Regions from separate parts of the Homo sapiens genome. Here region 2 is linked to region 1. A link is a contact called in ENCODE Hi-C or POLR2A ChIA-PET data. All regions are on one chromosome and are shown on one strand. Each heading gives the region's core, a stretch centred on a gene start or an enhancer-like site at or near the end of the contact. The rest is flanking DNA. Distances are from core to core; before and after follow the strand shown. Region 1 overlaps CIMIP6 (ciliary microtubule inner protein 6). Region 2 overlaps LOC102724072 (a long non-coding RNA gene).

The links. A loop is a pair of places that touch in the nucleus more often than their neighbours do. ChIA-PET counts read pairs that join two places held with the same protein, here RNA polymerase II (POLR2A). Pooled maps may share reads with other maps.
Region 2: a map of Right ventricle myocardium inferior shows a loop between it and region 1 (2.4-fold over the local background). The contact joins two enhancer-like sites. A Hi-C loop is called at or near these places in 9 of 168 maps with a recorded cell type or tissue (CD8-positive, alpha-beta T cell, Right ventricle myocardium inferior, Right ventricle myocardium superior and 4 more) and 4 of 50 pooled maps. POLR2A ChIA-PET finds 5 or more read pairs at or near these places in 2 of 52 experiments (activated T-cell and activated naive CD4-positive, alpha-beta T cell).

Annotation. Positions count from the first base shown.
Region 1 is chr2:54,358,443-54,361,823 of GRCh38, forward strand. It overlaps CIMIP6 (ciliary microtubule inner protein 6), which reads left to right. Exons shown (of 5, transcript NM_001100396.2): 4 at 517-632; 5 at 1,761-3,139. The coding sequence ends at 2,120. Among named protein-coding and RNA genes, the nearest start is that of CIMIP6, 29 kb to the left of the region's middle. Within about 2 kb of position 1,854, at least 13 of the 41 ENCODE cell types and tissues checked have a DNase peak (open chromatin) inside an H3K27ac peak, as active enhancers do; they include heart right ventricle, where a contact is called at or near this core.
Region 2 is chr2:54,436,830-54,440,210 of GRCh38, forward strand. The region is part of intron 3 of LOC102724072 (a long non-coding RNA gene); the gene reads left to right. Among named protein-coding and RNA genes, the nearest start is that of SPTBN1, 18 kb to the right of the region's middle. Within about 2 kb of position 1,647, at least 7 of the 41 ENCODE cell types and tissues checked have a DNase peak (open chromatin) inside an H3K27ac peak, as active enhancers do; they include heart right ventricle, where a contact is called at or near this core.

The DNA.
Region 1 (3,381 bases), core at 604-3,103:
CCAGGCTGAAGCACAGTGGTGCAGTCATGGCTCACTGCAGCCTTGAACTTTTGGGCTCAAGCGATCCTCCCACCTCAGCCTTCCAAACAGCTGGGATTATAGGCACATGCCACCACGCCTGGCTTATTTTTTGTAGAGATGGGGTTTCACCATGTTCCCCAGGCTAGTCCTCAAACTCCTGGGCTCAAGCAATCCTCCTGTCTTGGCCTCCTCCCAGGGCATGCTGGGATTACAGGAATGAGCCACCATGCCTGACCATATTGTTGTATTAATATTAATTTTAGTTTTAAAAATTACTAATAATTCCACACGTGGGGCTAATTTGGTTGTTTTGATTTGGCTCTTTTCATGAAGAAAGAATGGTGAATCCATTCTATTTATTATTTAGATTGTGTAAATAATCTTGCATACTTCAAGAATTTAGTTTTGTTACCATATTTTATATTATTAATACTGATTATATGTCCATAAACAAATCTAATTTTTTGTCCTGACTTCACAAAATCTTTTTTTTAGTACCACTTGCCTCTCCTGGTACATCAGCAGAACTTCAAAACAATTTTATAGAATACATCTCTTTTATACATCAATATGATGCCAGAAAAACTCCGAATGAGCCTCTCCAGGGAAAGGTGAGGCAGTATTTAGAATTATTTAATACTTTAAGACAGAGTAGATTTGTAGAACTTTAAGCTTTTTCAAGTCATAATTATCTTTCTGTCTATTTAAACAAACTACTTCAGTTATTAATAGGATAGAATGTTAGCCACATACCATAGTAAAATGTAAGGAATAATACTATCCTGGTATGGTGGTGCCACCTGTAGTCCCAGCTACTCAGGTGGGTGAGGTGGGAGAGTTGCTTGAGCCCAGGAGTTCGAGGCTGCAGTGAGCCGTAATTGCACCACTGCATTCCAGCCTGGGTGACACAATGAAACCTCATCTCAATCAATCAATCCAAACATAATAATTTGAATCAGTCTTTGGAATTTGGTCTACTTAAATTATTGAAATAATTTGTGTAAAATAATATCAAAGCATGCTGGGCACAGTGACTTGACGCCTGTAGTCCCAGCTACTCTGGAAGCTGAGGTAGGAGGATCACTTGAGTTTGAGGCCAGCCTGGGCAACATAGCAAGTCTCATTTCTAATAACAATAATAATAATAATAATAATAATAATAGTAATAATATCAAAGCAGTTTGACAAATGTTTTGATATGCTTAATACATGTGTGTGGCAGGGAGATGCATGTAAGGTTTATAAAGCCAAATAGAAATGTAATTGTCAATTATTGGATTTTTTTCCAACTATAGATGTTTGCTTTCATATTTTATTATTACTTAGCTTTTCATCAGCGTTAATAGGCATTTGGGATGCAATCATAAATTCTTAGGTCTATGAACTGTAGTTTTTGTTGTATCCATAGCAATCTTTAGAGCAAGAAATGAAATTTGATGTGAATAGTCTTAAACAGTCCAAATGATAAAAAAGTTGAGAATGGGAGATGAGCTGCTACTTCTTTGACATTCTGCCTTTTTCCTTCCTGTTCATTTTCTGATGCACCCTATTTTATAATTTAAAAGGTTCACCCATATATGGTGGTGTCTAGTTTGGGACTGAGGTGACACCAATGAAGAGGCAGAGAAGTGCCTGCATCACTGACTAGGACTTGAGCTAACGCACAAATTCAGTTCACAGCTGCATCTTCCAGCAATCTGCGTTCTCCTGGTTAATGTCGACTTTGTTTTCTTTTCCAGAGACACGGAGCTTTTGTACAGAGAGAGATAAAACCAGGCAGTAGGCCAACAGTTCCTAAAGGAGCAGAGGTATTACTGAACACTCCAGGGTCACGTTCATCAGAACAGTCCAAAAAAACAGAGAAAGGAAACTCAGCGGAAAGCAGAATGATCTCACCAGGTCTCTGCCAACAAAATTCTCAGGAGCTGTTAGAGCCTAAAACTCACTTATCAGAAACAGACGTCAGACAGGCAGCCAAGGCATGCCCCAGCACTCCTGAGAGCAGAGAAAAGACCTCAGGCGCCACTCAAACAACTGTAGGAGATGCTCTTTTCACTAGGCACAAGCCTTTAAATCCACCAATTAAAAAATCAGAATAAATTACCTTCTTCAGATAAAAATCTAATCCCTGGAATATAGGGAAATTTCACAATCATCATCTTGGCCCTCACATTTACTTTTCTGTTATCAGTAACTTCAGAACATACAATTTATGTAAATGGAAAAAGAGAAAAAAGACAATTAAAATACAACCAAATGTTATTAATAAGAGTGGTCTCCAATAAGTGGAGTGAGACATTATTTCTATGTCACATTCTTTATGAACACAACTTTGTTTTGCACAACACATGATCGTAATTAACAAATATAATACTTTTAGAAGAGAGGCCCTGTTAGACATGAGTGGACAGCTTTGGAATCAAACAAACTAGAGTTGGAATGTTGGCTTCACTTCATTCCTTGAGCTGTGTGACCTTGGGTAAGTAACTTAACCTCTCTAGACTTCAGTTTTCTCAACTGTAAAATTAGGAAAATAGCAACTTCGTAAGATTATTGAGGATGTGATTATGCACATTGATCAGTAAGTGGTCAATGTAATCATATCATCACTGCTACTATAATTCAATTTTCAATTTAAGGATAATGTTCTCTTATATATTTAATTTTTCCTCATTATTCTAAAACTTAGAACTCCTCCATATATAATTAAAAGTGTGAAAATCTAAAAATACTTCTGCCAGTACAAGATGCACAGACACATACACACTTAATTCAAAGACATATGGGTACTTAGAATATTGAAGTATTTTCTAAATTGTTTTCTATTTTACTCAGATCATTTCTAGCACCAACTCAACCTTTGCTTTTTGGATGAGTTTGGTAAGGATTAATTCTACTTCCAATTTGGTGTGTTTGGTGTGCCAAAATGTATCTATTATAAGATATGTTATATTGCATACAAGTGGAAGTAGGTGGAGTATTCCTCTGTTATAAAGAGTATTTACAAATTTCCATTGGGAAATATCAGCTGCTCACTATTATCTGCAGTATTGATAAGACTACAGCTATATCTTTATCCATTTATTCTCCATTAAAGAAATTGTGATAAACTGCAAAATAATGAATGTCATTATATTTTTTTGTGTTGGGGACTTCTAGTTCTTGCCACATATATATCTCCAATGTATATCTTGGAGATCTTTCCTTGTCAACATATGTAGGCAACCTTGTTATTTTAATAGCTCCATAGTCTTCAACACCATAGGTATACTACTATAAAATTGGAAAAATTAGAATGCAAGTTTTGGTATGAAGACAGGGAAGGGAGAGGTTGTTAGCATGTTTGGAAAAAGGTCTTAA
Region 2 (3,381 bases), core at 397-2,896, 78 kb after region 1:
CCATGCCCAGCTAATTTTTGTATATTTTCAGTAGCGATGGGGTTTCACCATGTTGGCCAGGGTGGTCTCGAGCTCCTGACTTCAGGTGATCCATCCACCTGGGCGTCCCAAAGTGCTGGGATTACCAGTGTGAGCCACCGCACTCAGTCAGATTTTTAAAAGAGGTAAAACCAGGATAAGATATGAGAAAACAGTCGTTTCATACATTGTTCATAAGTGTATAAATTGATATAATGTTTTGTGTTGGCAATGTTGCAATACTTATTAAAATTGAACCCCACATTTTACTTCTACTGTAGAAGTAATTATAGTAGTAACCTATAGAAAACATTCCCCTAAGTACACAAAGACAAATGTACATGAATGATGTACATAGTTCCTAACAGCTAAACACTGGAAACAAACCTCTGAAAAGAATTTGGTAGATCTATATGTACTTACACAGAAAGGGTTCCAAGATACAGCAACATGTAAAAAGAGCAAGTTATAAAAATGATTTAGAAAATGATTCAATTTTTGTTATATGCAGAGGAAAAAAAATCTAGTGTCATATAGACTAAAATATAAATACTAGCTATTTCTGGGGGTTGGCATTTTGGAGTACCTTCCATTTCTATCTCATGTTATTTCTGTAATATTTGATCATATACTAAGGGTAAAAGAAAAACAATTTAAAAAATAACAGTATGAACATCACTTACATAGCTTTCTTGCCAACCCCCAGAAATAGCTAGATTAGATTCAGGATCATGTTAAATCTGAAGCTAAACATGAGGAAACAACAATCAGATAAATCCAGATTGTGTGAGATGCTGCAAGATAACTAACCTGGACTCCTAAAATGTGTCAATGTCATGAAAAATGAAAAGAGTCATGGAGACTGTTCTAGATTACAAACAACTAAAGAGACCTGACAATGAAACACAATATGTGATATCTGACTGGATTCTAAATTTAGACACACATGAAAAAACATTATAAAGGACCTTCATGGAACACAACTGCATGGGTGACTCTACATGACAGAATAGTATTTCTAGGATCATATTTTGGGAAATGCTGGGATAGAAAATGTCCCTTTAACTGAAGCTTATTGTGACCCTTCATGCTAGATGTTCCTATATTTTTTTTTCTTATTTAATCCTGGTAATTTACAGAAGAAGATGATGATTTTCTATCAAACTTAAACTCTAATTATTACTCTGATTGTTGAGAGATGCCAATATATTCATTTCTAGAATATCTTACCTGGTTTATAGATTTTTCAATTAGTGCTTAGATACCAACTGTAATTTATTATCAAGTTGGGGAATTTCTGAGCTGTAGGGGATCTTAGAGGAATTGTGGGATCAACCCTTATCATTTTACAGATGAGCAAAGGAACTCCGATGGGCTATGTGACTTACAGATATTTAATTAGGAGAACCGGCTTTGGAAACCTAGCCTCCAAATTCAGTAGTCTTACCATAAAACTATTATGATTTACTTACCCTTGCTGAATGCCAGCAGTGGACAAGGCATCATAACGGCCTGCCCTAAGGCACCCTTCTGCCGGAAAGAGGCTCAACACTTGAGGAGGAATTGCATGACAATCTTCAGGGAGCAAGAGCATCCAACTCCCCGCACTTCTAATCATGCAGGCAGTCTGCCGAGTCCACGTTGCACTAAGGCATGCCCTTTGCCTGACTTGTTTGTTACATAAGAAAGCACTAGGAGTTCGAGCCAATACTCTTTTTTCTTTAAAAAAAAAAAAAAAAGACAAAAGACAAAGCAAACTGACTGCTTATGGAAGATGGATCACAAAAGAGTCCTAAGTCCTTTCCTTATCCTCCTAATAAACGTTTCCCTCACAACATATTTCCAGTAGGCCTCAATCCATCTGGTAGAATGATGGGGGAGATTAAATCATTTGTTCTTTATAAAATGTGTGTAACACTTTCTCAACTACACTAAGACTCCAGATTTATACAACCCTCATTTTATATCTCCCTCTGAGAATAACCTCCTGATTTACAGGATTTAAAGAAGTCAAAAGCCCTTCTCCCTAAAGCAATTTTCTTCACTGGCTTATACCCATTCTTTTTTTAGATGGAGTCTCTCTCTGTTGCCCAGGCTGGAGTGCAGTGGTGTGATCTCAGCTCACTGCAACTTCTGCCTCCCAGGCTCAAGCAATTCTCCCTAATTTTTGTATTTTTAGTAAAGACCGGATTTCACTATGTTGGTCAGGCTGGTCTTGAACTCCTGACCTCAGGTAATTGGTCTGCTTCGGCCTCCCAAAACGCTGTGATTACAGGCATAAGCCACCATGCCTGTCCTTATACCCACTCTTTAGGAGGCCAATGGAATGCCCCCCAATGATGATAGTAAAAGGGTGACTTCCCTTGTTGAGGGGGTAGGACAGGCACAGGGCTCTTGAGAGCACAGAGAGCCACAAAGGTGACCAAGACCAAGGTTTGTAGAGGTAAGTCCAAGTCTAAATAGCTGGAAAAGCACATGCAACCTCAAATCTGGAGACTACCAAGATTGTGGTCGTGAATCGAGGGTTTGGAATTGAATGGAAATGGGTTGGCTGCACAGACAGGTCAGGGCCAGGCAAGACTGTCTTGGAAAATAGCCCCAGATTCTAGCTGGCATGTGTCGTTTGCCATGTGTGGTTGGCAGGGTCTTGTGTCTCGAATTGGCTGATGTGGCCAGGATCAGGTGGGACCAGAAGAGCCACTGCACGATCAGTGAACTACTGTTGAGATCTCCAGGGCCTGAGTTAGGGTCTGGAGTGAAAACTGGATCCCCACATTCAGGGGGTCAGCAGGGTGTGAGGTCAAAGGTAAACCCATTGTTGGTCTAATAATCAAATTTGACAAATCAAAAGAGGAGTAAGAATCCAAGCATGAAGCCACGGAGAGCAGGCAGCCCAGGCAGCCAACCTTAGAAGTGTGTAGTGCAGGGCTGGGGTGGAGAGGGGTTGGGAGGATGCCAGGCCCAAAGAGTAGATGGTACAGCCACTTTTCATCGTGTTCCTGCTGTTCCGAATGGGGACGTATCTGTGTCATTAAAATACCACTGGACATTTGTTTACTCTGTTTCTTTGCAATTAACTGAGAGTATGAAGTAGAAAGGAGAAGTTTGCTTATGGGGAGAGTATGTTTGTGTTGACAGGAAGTCCTATGGGAGCCCTTCAGAGTTTCAAACATGCAGTCATTTTTCTGTGCCGGGGCAGGAAGAAGCAGGGGATATGGCCGAAAGGACTGCTCCTTGATTAGCCATACTGAGTTCTCCAACTGACTAGTTGGAGATCCATGGATCAGATCAGGTGCTTGCAATTTGGAGAGGGTATGTAAAGTTCCTACACTCAAGTTCTAACAGCTCAGTTCAGACACATTT